Linked DNA regions of Homo sapiens: regions 1, 2 and 4 are each linked to region 3. The links are chromatin contacts, found by Hi-C or POLR2A ChIA-PET in ENCODE. All regions are on one chromosome and are shown on one strand. The core of a region is the stretch at or near the end of the contact, and the rest is flanking DNA. Distances in the headings are between cores, read along the strand shown. Region 1 has its middle 19 kb from the start of ARF6. Region 2 overlaps LOC100506446 (a long non-coding RNA gene). Region 3 holds the start of LINC01599 (long intergenic non-protein coding RNA 1599). Region 4 overlaps LOC100506446 (a long non-coding RNA gene).

Evidence for each region. A loop is a pair of places that touch in the nucleus more often than their neighbours do. ChIA-PET counts read pairs that join two places held with the same protein, here RNA polymerase II (POLR2A). Pooled maps may share reads with other maps.
Region 1: a loop to region 3 is called in a pooled map, with 2.2 times the contacts of the local background. The contact joins the enhancer-like site here to the promoter of LINC01599 in region 3. A Hi-C loop is called at or near these places in 3 of 50 pooled maps. POLR2A ChIA-PET finds 5 or more read pairs at or near these places in 13 of 52 experiments (A549, CD4-positive, alpha-beta memory T cell, GM12878 and 10 more).
Region 2: a loop to region 3 is called in a pooled map, with 4 times the contacts of the local background. The contact joins the enhancer-like site here to the promoter of LINC01599 in region 3. A Hi-C loop is called at or near these places in 6 of 50 pooled maps. POLR2A ChIA-PET finds 5 or more read pairs at or near these places in 8 of 52 experiments (B cell, CD4-positive, alpha-beta T cell, CD4-positive, alpha-beta memory T cell and 5 more).
Region 4: a map of PC-9 shows a loop between it and region 3 (4-fold over the local background). The contact joins the enhancer-like site here to the promoter of LINC01599 in region 3. A Hi-C loop is called at or near these places in 3 of 168 maps with a recorded cell type or tissue (PC-3, PC-9 and mammary epithelial cell), 3 of 37 single-sample maps with no recorded cell type and 7 of 50 pooled maps. POLR2A ChIA-PET finds 5 or more read pairs at or near these places in 12 of 52 experiments (B cell, CD4-positive, alpha-beta T cell, CD4-positive, alpha-beta memory T cell and 9 more).

The regions. Positions count from the first base shown.
Region 1 is chr14:49,910,295-49,913,292 of GRCh38, reverse strand. No RefSeq gene overlaps it. Among named protein-coding and RNA genes, the nearest start is that of ARF6, 19 kb to the right of the region's middle. Within about 2 kb of position 1,497, at least 15 of the 41 ENCODE cell types and tissues checked have a DNase peak (open chromatin) inside an H3K27ac peak, as active enhancers do; they include Panc1, where a contact is called at or near this core.
Region 2 is chr14:49,929,208-49,932,249 of GRCh38, reverse strand. The region is part of intron 4 of LOC100506446 (a long non-coding RNA gene); the gene reads left to right. Among named protein-coding and RNA genes, the nearest start is that of MIR6076, 36 kb to the left of the region's middle. RefSeq lists enhancers at 1-336, 1,920-1,969. Within about 2 kb of position 1,661, at least 3 of the 41 ENCODE cell types and tissues checked have a DNase peak (open chromatin) inside an H3K27ac peak, as active enhancers do; they include B cell, where a contact is called at or near this core.
Region 3 is chr14:50,103,500-50,106,365 of GRCh38, reverse strand. It overlaps LINC01599 (long intergenic non-protein coding RNA 1599), which reads left to right and starts at 1,323. Exons shown (of 9, transcript NR_131171.1): 1 at 1,323-1,369. It also overlaps a transcript of VCPKMT not described here.
Region 4 is chr14:49,949,058-49,952,302 of GRCh38, reverse strand. The region is part of intron 2 of LOC100506446 (a long non-coding RNA gene); the gene reads left to right. Among named protein-coding and RNA genes, the nearest start is that of MIR6076, 16 kb to the left of the region's middle. Within about 2 kb of position 1,267, at least 11 of the 41 ENCODE cell types and tissues checked have a DNase peak (open chromatin) inside an H3K27ac peak, as active enhancers do; they include PC-3, PC-9 and mammary epithelial cell, where a contact is called at or near this core.

The DNA of each region.
Region 1 (2,998 bases), core at 248-2,747, 190 kb after region 3:
TATTATTTATTATTATTATTTTTTTTTTGAGACAGTCTTGCTCTGTCGCCCAGACTGGAGTGCAGTGGTGCGATCTCGGCTCACTGCAACATCCGCCTCCCAGGTTCAAGCGATTCTCGTGCCTCAGGCTCCCAAGTAGCTGGGATTACAGCTCCGCCACCATGCCCGGCTAATTTTTATATTTTTAGTAGAGACGGGGTTTCCCCATGTTGGCCAGGCTGGTCTCAAACTCCTGACCTCAAGTGATCTGCCTGCCTCAGCCTCCCAAAATGCTGGCATTGCAGGTGTGAGTCACTGCACCTGGCCTATTTTTTTTTTGAGATATGGTCTCACCCTGTTGCCCAGGCCGGAGTGCAGTGGCACTTTCTTGGCTTGACCTCGGCTTGGGAGATCCTCCTGTCTCAGCCTCCCGAGTAGCTGGGAGTACAGGTGTGCACCACCATACCCGGCAAATTTGTATTTTTTTGTAGAAATGCGGTTTCACTATGTTGCCCAAGCTGGTCTTGAATTCTTGGGCTCAAGCAATCTGCTTGCCTCGGCCTCACAAAGAAAAATAAGTCTTTTTTTGTCTTGTTTTTTTTTTTTTTTTTTTTTTTTTTTTTTTTTTTTTTTTTTTTTTTTTTTTGGAGACAGAATCTCGCTCCGTAGCGCTATCTCGGCTCACTGCGAGCTCCGCCTCCCAGGTTCACGCCATTCTCCTGCCTCAGCCTCCCGAGTAGCTGGGACTACAGGCGCCCGCCACCACGCCCAGCTAATTTTTTGTATTTTTAGTAGAGACGGGGTTTCACCCTCTTAGGCAAGATGATCTCCATCTCCCGACCTCGTGATCCGCCCGCCTTGGCCTCCCAAAGTGCTGGGATTACAGGCGCGAGCCACCACGCCCGGCCGAAAAGTAAGTCTTTAATGATCAAGAACATCAAGCTTCATTGAAATACTGAACACATTAGTCTAATTATATTTCTATATTATGAATACCAGTTGTTTAAATATATCATTGGTAATTCTTTTTTCCAAGAAAGTTTCTCAAATATATTAGTCACTGGAATTCACTTCAACAAGATTTGCATGGAATTTTAAAAAGTAGGTTTAGGCTTTCTGCAGTAATCAAAGCACACTTAAACAATCATTAAACAGAAGGAAGTCATACTTTTTTTCTCCTACATCTCAAAGCTGTGCAGAACAGCCACATCCCCAGGAGTAAGTGGCCCACACTTGTTTGTTCTCTGGAATTGTTTCAATTATGTTTGTAGCTGAATATACATTCATTCTTAGAAAATTAATATGGTTCAGAAGAGGAAATGCTTGTATATTTCCATGATTATTTCTGAGATAATAGAGAAAATATTTGTATGTAAAGCTGGTTCCAGTGTCAGAGTAGTCATTTTGGTTACTGTGTTTGTTGGCCCAACTACTCTCTCTTAAAAGCTCAAAATTATGCTGGCAGGGAGCCATGCCATAGAAACTCCACCCTGAGGAGTGACTCAGATAGTTAGACAAAAGCATTTAAACTTCAAGATTTTTTCAGGCTTCCCTCTTGACACTCCTTCCTCTTAGTCAAAGAATTGATGACTACACATTTTGTGTAGTTAAAGGAAAAAAACTAACACCATTCTTGAATCAATAATGCCTGTTCTCAATTGTTACCTATTAAAAGGTAAAATACAACAAATAGTTGGTTTCTTATCACCTTGAGAATATCTTTTTCACTGAATATATGTATGTGTGTGTATGTGTATGTGTGTGTGTGTGTGTGTGTGTGTGTGTATATATATATATATATATATATATTTTTTTTTTTTTTTTTTTTTTTGAGATGGAGTCTCACTCTGTCACCCAGGCTGGAGTGTAGCAGCGCAATCTTGGCTCACTGCAACATCGGCCTCCTGGGTTCAGGTGATTCTCCTGCCTCAGCCTCCCGAGTAGCTGGGACTACAGGCGCCCACCACTGTGCCCAGCTAATTTTTGTATTTTTAGTAGAGATGGGGTATCATCATGTTGGCCAGGCTGGGCTCGAACTCCTGACCTCAAGTGATCCGCCCGCCTCAGCCTCCCAAAGTGCTGGGATTATAGGGATGAGCCACCGCTCCTGGCCTGCTTTTATTTTTTTATCCAAGATTCAGAGGGTACGGGCACAGGTTTGTTACATGGGTATATTGCATGATGCTGAGGTTTAGGCCTCTAATGATCCCATCATCCAAGTAGTGAACACAAGTAGTTCTTCAAACCTGGCCCCCCTTCCTCTCTTCTGCCTTTTTGAATCCCCAATGCCTACTGTTCCCATCTTTGTGTCTGTGTGTACCCAGTGTTTAGCTCCCACTTATAAGTAAGAATGTGCGGCATTAGGTTTTCTGTTTCTGTGTTAATTCGCTTAGGATAATGGCCTCCAACTGCATCCTTGTTGCTGCAAAGGACATAATTTCATTCTTTTTTATGGCTGCATGATTTAATTTTTTAAATTATTAAACTAGAGGGAAGAAGGAAAATAGAACTAATTTCTCTTGAGTGCTTACCATGCCAGATAGGGACTTTCTCATAAGTTACCACTTTTTGTGATAAAGCCTTGCTGGGTGAACATTACCATCCCGATTTTTAGCAGGAAAACTGAGACAAAGAGATAGATTTTCCAGTGTCACTTAGCTATTGAGGTCAGGGTTGGAATTCAAACATAGGTCTATCTATTTGAGACTATTGACTCAAAATTCAATGTTCTTTACCCAAATCAATCCTGTCAGAAAGGAAACTAAAAATGCTTGCAAAAAAAAAAAAAAAAAAAAAGGTAGGAAGGGCTGGACACAATGTCTCATGCCTGTAATCCCAGCGCTTTGGAAGGCTGAGGCAGGTGGATCACCTGAGGTCAGGAGTTCAAGACCAGCCTGGCAAACATGGCAAAACCCCATCTCTACTAAAAATACAAAAATCAGCTAAGTGTGGTGGCACACACCTGTAATCCAAGGTACTCAGGAGGCTAAGGCAGGAGAATCCCTTGAACCCAGGAGGC
Region 2 (3,042 bases), core at 412-2,911, 170 kb after region 3:
CCGCCTGCCTTGGCCTCCCAAAGTGCTGGGATTATAGGCGTGAGCCATCACGCCCTGGTAGTATCTTCCTTTCTTATTCAGTTCAGTGTGTTAGTGACCCCTAAAGAATGAGAAAGACCCAAGGCATTTCCTGCTTGAAGATGTCACATAAAGTTGGTAATTCCATCATCCCTCAGAAATCATCTCCCAAAACAAAGGACACAAGAGACCAGAATGAAAATCCTATCTCAATTTAAAAAAAAATTAAGACAGGTAAAACAAAATAACTGTAAAATAAGTGTAAGGGGTACCAAAAGCAAAGGCTTGTGAGGAAAGGCACAACAGGAGGCCGAGAGTGGGCCCCAGAAGAGCTCAGTAAGAGCTTAATAGCTCACCCAGTGAGATGTGTATACTGAAGTTAAAAAAAAAAAAAGTAATAGCCCCATTTGTGCAACAATGGGAAGAAGGCAGTGTTATGGATTTGTGACCCCCCACCCAGAAGATATGTGAAAGTCCTAACCCCTGGTACCTGTGAATGTGACCATATTTGGAAATAGGGTCTCTGTAGATGTAATCCTTAGGGTGAGGTTATACTAGATTAGGATGGGTCCTAATACAACGACTGGTGTCCTTATAAGAAGAGGAAAATGGCAGGGTTCAGTGGCTCACACCTGCAATCCCAGCACTTTGGGAGGCCAAGGCAGGCGGATCATTTGAGGTCAGGAGTTCAAGACCAGCCTGGCCAACATTGTGAAACCCCATCTCTACTAAAAATACAAAAAAATTAGCCTGGCATGGTGGTGCACACCTGTAATCCCAGCTACTTGGGAGGCGGAGGCTGGAGAATCACTTGAACCCAGGAGGTGGAGGTTGCAGTGAGCCGAGATTGTGCCACTGCACTCCAGCCTGGGTGACAGAGTAAGACCCTGTCTCCAAAAAAAAAAAAAGAGGAAAATGTAGACACGGACATAGAAAGGAGACCAGCATTCAAAGACGGAGACAGAGATTGTAGTGATGCGTCTACAAACCAAGGAATGCCAGGGCTACCACCAGCAGCGAGGAGAGAGGCATGGAGCACACTCTCCTTCAGAGCCTCAAGAAGGACCAACCCTCAGACCCCTTGATTTCACACTTCTAGCCTTCAGAACTGTGAGAAAATAAATTCCTGATGTTTTAAGCCACTGAGTTTGTTGTATTTTGTTACGGCAGTTCCAACTGACTAACACAGGTGGGTAGGCTGGTAGCACCAGTTTCTCTGGACCCATTTTGATTTTGAGTAGCAGAGAAATTGGGACTAAATTAGAACTCCACACACAAGTCATATTCACAGGAAGCCACATGTTCATGAGAAGTGAGAAGAGATCCCACTGTGCACAGCTGTGCAGCTGCCTGTCTTCATTGCCTGCGAAGAAGAAAAGGCTAAAGTATCTCATATGCAAAACCCTGGATCAAAAGAAAAATTCCCACTGATACAGAAGATGTCCCTGACCCCTTCACAACACAAATCTCCTGTAAATAGTTGAGCTAAGAAAATTCACTTCATTCAAAGATGAACAGTCAAAAAAGAACCAAAAAAGATTTAAGGAAGAAAATGAAAAAGAGGCTGAGCGCTGTGGCTCATGCCTGTAATCCCAGCACTTTGGGAGGCCAAGGCGGGCAGATCACTTGAGGTCAGGAGTTTGAGTGGTTGACCAGTCTGGTCAACATGGTGAAACCTTGTCTCTACTAAAAAAACAAAAATTAGGCCGGGTGCAGTGGCTCGCGCCTGTAATCCCAGCACATTGAGAGGCCAAGGTGGGCAGATCACCTGAGGTCAGGAGTTCAAGACCAGCCTGACCAACATGGCGAAACCCTGTCTCTACTAAAAATACAAAAAGTAGCTGGGCACGGTGGTGCGTGCCAGTAATCCCAGCTGCTTGGGAGGCTGAGGCAGGAGAATCACTTGAACCTGGGAGGTGGAGATTGCAGTGAGCTGAGATGGTGCCACTGCACTCCAGCCTGGGTGACAGAGCGAGACTCTGCTTCAAAAAAAAAAAAAGGAAATGAAAAAGAAACAGAAAAACAAATGCTGATGAATAATCACCATGAAAACATTACCTCAGGCCAGGCTCAGTGGCTCACGCCTGTAATCCCAGCACTTTGGGAGGGTGAGGAAGGGGGATCACCTGAGGTTAGGAGTTCGAGACCAGCCTGAGCAACATGATGAAACCCTGTCTCTACTAAAAATAGAAAAATTAGCGGGTGTGGTGGCACACCCAGCTACTTGGGAGGCTAAGGCACGAGAATCACTTGAGCCCAGGAGGCAGAGGTTGCAGTAACCCGAGATCATGCCACAACACACCAGCCTGGGTGACAGAATGAGACTGCGTCTCAAAAAAAAAAAAAAGAAAAAAGAAAAGAAAACATTACCTCAGAGCAGATTAAAATTTTGAACATTTTGCTGCAAATTTTTTTTTTTTTTTTGAGATGGAGTCTCGCTCATGTTCCCCAGGCTGAAGTGCAATGGCACAATCTCAGCTCACTGCAACCTCTGCCTCTCAGGTCCAAGCAATTCTCCTGCCTCAGCCTCCCAAGTAGCTGGGATTACAGGCATGTGCCACAGCTAATTTTTGTATTTTTAGTAGCAACGGGGTTTCATCATGTTGGTCAGGCTGGTCTCGAACTCCTGACCTCAGGTGATCCGCCCTCCTCAGCCTCCCAAAGTGCTGGGATTACAGGCGTGAGCCACCACACCCGGTCTCTTGCTGTAAATTTTTTAAAAAATGTAATGAAGCAATTGTTTCCACAAAACAATCATAAAACAGAAGTAATATCTTGAAGAAGAGAAGGTGAGATGACCAAAGGAGGTAAAACGTAAGCTGCCGGAGTTCAGGAAATAAGTGAATGAAAAAGAAAAAATAAAATCATTACACAATGTGTATGCAAACCAAATCATCGTGTTGTACACTTTGAATATATACAGTATTTATTTGTCAATTAAATCTTTTAAAAGTTAAAAAGATCTGGGCGCAGTGGCTCATGCCTATAATTCCAGCACTTTGGGAGGCCAAGTGGTAGGATCAC
Region 3 (2,866 bases), core at 74-2,573:
GTGGGCAAGTGTGGGTTGCCTCTGCACAATGGAGCTCGGAAACTACTTATCAGAATGCAGTTATAGCCAATTAGGGAAAGGGTTGCAACCCCATAGTAAGGCAGTGTTTCTCAAACCAGGCTGCACGTGGAAAATTAAAAGCACACAAAACCCATGTTCAGGCCCTATCCCAGTCCAGTTTAATCAGAGGCATAGTAGTTTTGTTAAGGGGTTCCAGATGGTCTTAATGTTTGCCTTAAATTGAGAACCACTGCAACAAGGAAACCTCTTTTATCCGTTTAGCATCTACTTCCCAAGGAGAAGAGAGCAAAGAAAGAAGAAAGTATATAAAAAGCAAACCATCTGTGAATAGAGTGGGCCCCTAGTACATACGGACAAAAAACCACTTGGAATCCGATGTGGAACCTTGTATGAAATAGGAGGTTTTAAAATAAACAGGACTGAACTTTGGAAATGGAAATAGACTATAAATATAATCTGAAAATTAGAGAATCTGGCCAAGAAGGCAAAGGTGATGCTACTCAAGAAGGAAGGGGGATTCAACAGTTAAAAATTGTTGCAGGTCCAGTCTCCAATGACTTGAGTCTCTTCTGTACACCAGTTATAACTTTAAACATCTTTGAGGTTGCATAACTTTGCATTTTAATCTGCCACAGTTTATAACCAAGGGTCCATGGATCATATGTTTGGTGAAGTTGGAAATGAAATTAGTTTTTTGTTGTTTTGTTTTGTTTCGAGACGGACTCTCACTCTGTCACCCAGGCTGGAGTGCAATGGTGTGATCTTGGCTCACTGCAACCTCCGCCTCCCAGGTTCAAGCGATTCTCCTGCCTCAGCCTCTGAAATAGTTGGGATTACAGGCACCTGCCACCACACCCAGCTAATTTTTGTATTTTTAGTAGAGATGGGGTTTCACCATGTTGGTCAAGCTGGTCTGGAGCTCCTGACCTCAAGCAATCCACCCTCCTCAGCCTCCCAAAGTGTTGGGATTATGTGCGTGAGCCACTGCACCTGGCCTAGGTTATTTTAAAGTAAGAACTATTAATCCAGAATGTTAGTGGGAATTTTTTTATACACAGCATATCTTTTAATTTTTTCTTACCTTTCTTGAAAATTTCCTTGTTAAATGATGCAAAATATGATATGACAGATTATAGGTATTTTAAAGAAGAGTATGGGTTATAGAAACATCTGTTGTTCTAAAGGCCACCTGTAGATGGCATTGCTTGACTTTGTCTTTAAATGTTTTCTAGAAAGGAAGTTGTTAAAATAGAATCTACTTTGAAATGCAATCACATTTTAAAGGTGAACGAAATTAGATTAAAAAAAAAAGCCTACCTTTTGAGTTACTTTCAGAAGATAACACAGGGTAAGTAAAACAAGTTTTTTTCTTGTAAAATTGTATTTGGTTTATCTTTCTGTTTCTTTCTGATATGCCTTTTGAATATCATTCAAAAAGCTACGTTACTACAATTCATAAAATGTTTTCTCTGCTATTGATATCTTCTGTGAAAAGAAGACAGATATTTAAGAGGCTAAATTAATTCAAGTGACGTTCTGAAAATTAAAATTCACCTTGAAAGTACCTTTCACATAATCATGATTTTACATCTGAGACACTTAAAACTTCTCATTTTAATTAGTTTTTCAAAGCAGTTTTTTTTTTTTTTTTCAATAGAGTAAGTGGTAGTTCTTACTTCTGAAGGCTGAAGCTGTGTCTTTGGTTCCCACAGTCCTGTAGGCACAGGCCAGGTATTTGACTTCTGGGTTTTCTTTTTTCTTAGGAAACATCAGGATTTGAAAGAGTTTTGATTCATTGATAACAAACATTGTTAGAGGAGAATATTCAGTTTTCATACCATAAAGACCTTCACTCTAATAGAAATACAGAAAAAGAAAACTGTTGCAACGATATCTTACTGAAAATTAATGGAAAAGCTAAGTTTTTACTTTCCATAATATTGGGTAGGAAAGCAATAAATTCTCAAGGCATTTTCACCAGTTAAAGTTTAAACCATTAGATATTTGGGGTTGTTCAAGACATTGAAGTTCTTATGTGTTGGTGAAGTTCTGTGAATATCTAGTGAGTCCCTATCAACTGTGAGATACATTCTAAGTCATTGATTATTAATGACAAGATGCTATCATTTGCAAATGATAAACCTAAAATATGGTACAGCAGATTATCTCCATGATAATATTTTGCTCACGTGCATTCTGAAAACAGTGTCAGCACAGAGGCTCTGAGACCAGATTATCTGGGTTTGAATCCCAGTGCTGCCACTTACTAGCTGTGTGACCTTGAAGTTACTTAAACTCTGTGTGCCTCAGTTTCCTCATATGTAAGGTAAAGATCATAATATCTTATAGGTTGCTGTGGAGATTAAATTAGTCAAATACATGTAATGTACTTAGGTACTAGGCACATAGTAAGTGTTCAATAAATGTGACCGTAGTTGGGGTGGAATTACAGGTGGGCACTTGGAAAATATGCATAATGCAAGTCAGTTTTATCTGTTGCAGTGTGAAATCTGGGCACCTTTTTGAGAGTATAGGATGCATGTAAACATTGCTGCCCAGTCACGGTGGGAATGGCAGCTGGGATGGGAGGAAGTTGAGAACATTGTTACACAACATGTACTGTTATTTAAACAAATAACAATCTTAGAAAAATAAAGAAGATACGGGGAAGAAAATTTTTGTTCACTGTTCATTTTTACAGTTTGAAAGCAACTGCCACGAGCATTCGAAGGCCAATAGGGACAGAGCAAATCCTCGTTTCTAAATATGGGAGCCTGGGTTTGCTGGCTGGAGCTCCAGGATTAACATTCCACCGCCCTGGACCCTTACTCAATTCCTCCTTCCA
Region 4 (3,245 bases), core at 18-2,517, 150 kb after region 3:
AGTTAACTACCTTGTAAAGGTACTCACCTATTTCCCAGGATCAAGCCCTATAAAAGTTTTATGCAAGCTCATAATTTCACTCTCAAATGAATTTGTAACCCATGACCCTGATTCCTGCCCAGTACTTGGCCCTGCCCATTGGCCCTGGATTGCTTTCTCTGATTAGATTTCTATAGCAATTCCCCAGGCTCAGGGACCAAAAGACTTGCCAGGCACTTAAGTTTGAACAACCTTTTGCACTTCATCTCTCACTCTTACCTCCACCCTGAGGCACATGGGTGCTGTTGGCTCCCTGGTGAAGTTAAGAGGGAAGATAAACTTAAGGACCACAGATTTAGAAGGCTATTTTCATCTCCCCACTTATAGGCAGAACTACATTCTCAGAAAAACAGAAGTATGGCCTATTTTTTAAGCTCTTCAGAAGTGGGAAAATACTATTCTCGATACATCCAACAGAAAATAAGACACAAGCTGTGTTTGAAGATTCAGTAGAAAACAGAGAACACTTGATAAAAACAGGGGAAAAAAACATGTTCATAGACTGTCTCCAAATCTGCTCAAGTGTACAGGAGGAAGATACGTCCAAAGGATCATGACAATGGTGGGGACACATCACCCCACATCTGTGATTGCTCCTTGCTGCTTCTCCAGCTTTGGGTGATGAGTGTGGTGAACAGATACAGCCTGTGGCATAGGTCCAGGCAGGAAAGGGGTCTTCTCTTACATCTGGTAGCACTGGAGTAGGGGGAGCCTTGGGATCTGTGTCTCGCAAAAGCATCTCCTTTCTTCTGGAGGTTTTTCAGGATCCAGGAATGATAGAGGAGACAGATGCTCTGGAAAGGGAAATACTAGGTGAGATCTAAGGGCACATTCCAACCTGCCATTTGTGCAACAGGAAGTGACACAAAGTCTTAGAAAGTATTTATAAGCCATAAATGACCACTAAAAGCTGGTTAGCTAATTTTCTTTTAAAAGGAAAATGTTGGGGAATTTTAAGTAAAGGCAAAATCTTTCCAATGCTTCTTGTTTTAATTTTCCTTAACTTTTTCACTTAGCTTGATCTGTATTTAAGGGTCTCATGTTGTTAGTTCAGCCAAAGGAAGTGCAAAATCCTCCAGGCTGTACTACTGTTGGCCATCCCCAGCCTGTGTGTAACTGAACATGCCCATTAGCAGGATCTTGGGAGCCACAGTACCAGTGCCCTCAAAGTTGGCCAGTGGCCAGCAATAAACAGGTTCTGGCTGGTCATACCTGAGGTTTGGAAAGCTACTTTGTACCCAACCCTGAGGAGCGGTGTGGAGCCAGGACAAGAACAGGCAAGCTCCTGCAGAATTCTGTGCCCGTGTAGGGTGAGCCTGCTCCACATTATGCTCTGAAATGGGAAACCTGGGGCAAAGGTAAGACATCTCAAAGGAAAATAGAGCAAAATTTTAAATTCTGAGGGCTCCTCTGCACTGCAGAAGCCGACATCCCCTCCCATGTCCCCTCCCTCATGGCCAATCACTCTGCTAAGGTGTTTCTGCCTCATTTAGTGCAAGCATAATAAAATAGAAGAGGAAAGTGAAACTACACATATGTCTCTTTTTCCATCAGAGGTGAAGCTAAAGTATATAGCATTTATAAAGATTATATAAAATATAAATAGAGTATATAATATTTAAGTTCCTTACAACATTTTCCTGAATATGATTGACAATGGCTACAGAACTTGGAATGGGGATTTTGTGTGACTCACATTTCTTTCTTTCCGTTCCTTAACTGTCACACTCACTCCATAATAAAAGGCTTTCAGACATATTATTACATCAGGAACACTAACAGTTCTCAGGGGACCTCCCTACCCCAAGGAGTTCTCACTCTCTCTCCATAGAAGATACAACATTCTCAAAGAGTGAGTCAACTTATCAGGTTAGTTAAGGTATAAATTACTCAGCCATCAATCTTCACATCAATAAAACCTGCATAGGTTGGCATAGATTTACTATATTAGACCAAGAGACACATCTGAAGGCAAACTCTTAGCTGGTCAGAAATTCCCAGGGTGAGTTTTCCAAGCAGGACTGAGACCTTAGCATTTGCATGACTTTTGGTATAAGCTGTTGGCTCTTACACGTTATGTTTCTTGGGTTCAGAAGAAAGTGAAAAATGACTTAGATTCCAAAATGGAAATGTATCCCAACATTTTGGGAGGCCGAGGCCGGCGGATCACCTGAGGTCAAGATTCAAGACCAGCCTGGCCAACATGGTGAAACCCCGTCTCTACTAAAAAATACAAAAATTAGCTGGGCATGGTGGAGGGCGCCTGTAACCCCAGCTACTCAGGAGGCTGAAGCACGAAAATTGCTTGCACCCAGGAGGCAAGTTTGCAGTGAGCCGAGATCGTGCCACTGCACTCCAGCTTGGGTAACAGAGCAAGACTCTGTCTAAAAAAAAAAAAAAGAAATGTAATATATGGGGTCCACAAAAGCTAGGTGCATCATATATTTTAATTTCTAAAGATGCTCCCAAACTCCTTTCACACTCAGGCGGTGACCCAGCCTTTTGCTTCATTGAGAAAGAAGAGGGCATCAGGATAACTCTCTCACCATTTTTCTATCTCCCAACTTACATTTTTTCTTTTTCCATTATTTATTTATTTATTTATTTATTTTATGAGACAGAGTCTCATCACTCTTGAGTTCAGTGGCGCAATCTTGGCTCACTGCAGCTTCAACCTCCTGGGCTCAAGCGACCCTCCCATATCAGCTTCCCAGATAGCTGGGACTACAGGCATGTGCCACCACACCCAGCTAATTTTTTTTTTTTTTTTTTTTTGAGATGGAGTCTCGCTCTGTCGCCCAGGCTGGAGTGCAATGGCATGATCTCAGCTCACTGCAACCTCTGCCTCCCGAGTTCAAGCAATTCTCCTGCCTCCTGCCTCAGCCTCCCAAGTAACTGGGATTACAGGCACCTGCCACCCCGCACAGCTATTTGTTGTATTTTTAGTAGAGACAGGGTTTCACCATCTTGGTCAGGCTGGTCTCGAACTCCTGACCTCAGGTTGATCCACCTGCCTAGGCCTCCCAAAGTGCTGGGATTACAGGTGTGAGCCACCGTGCCCAGCCCAGCTTATATTTTCACTTGCATTCTTTGTTCCAGCTGAAGGAATGTGTACCCTCCTCCTAGACTCACCACTGCTCTCCTGATGCTATCCCCACATCCCTGAAACCTCAAGCCATCGATAGGCCCCACTCCCTTCTTTCTCT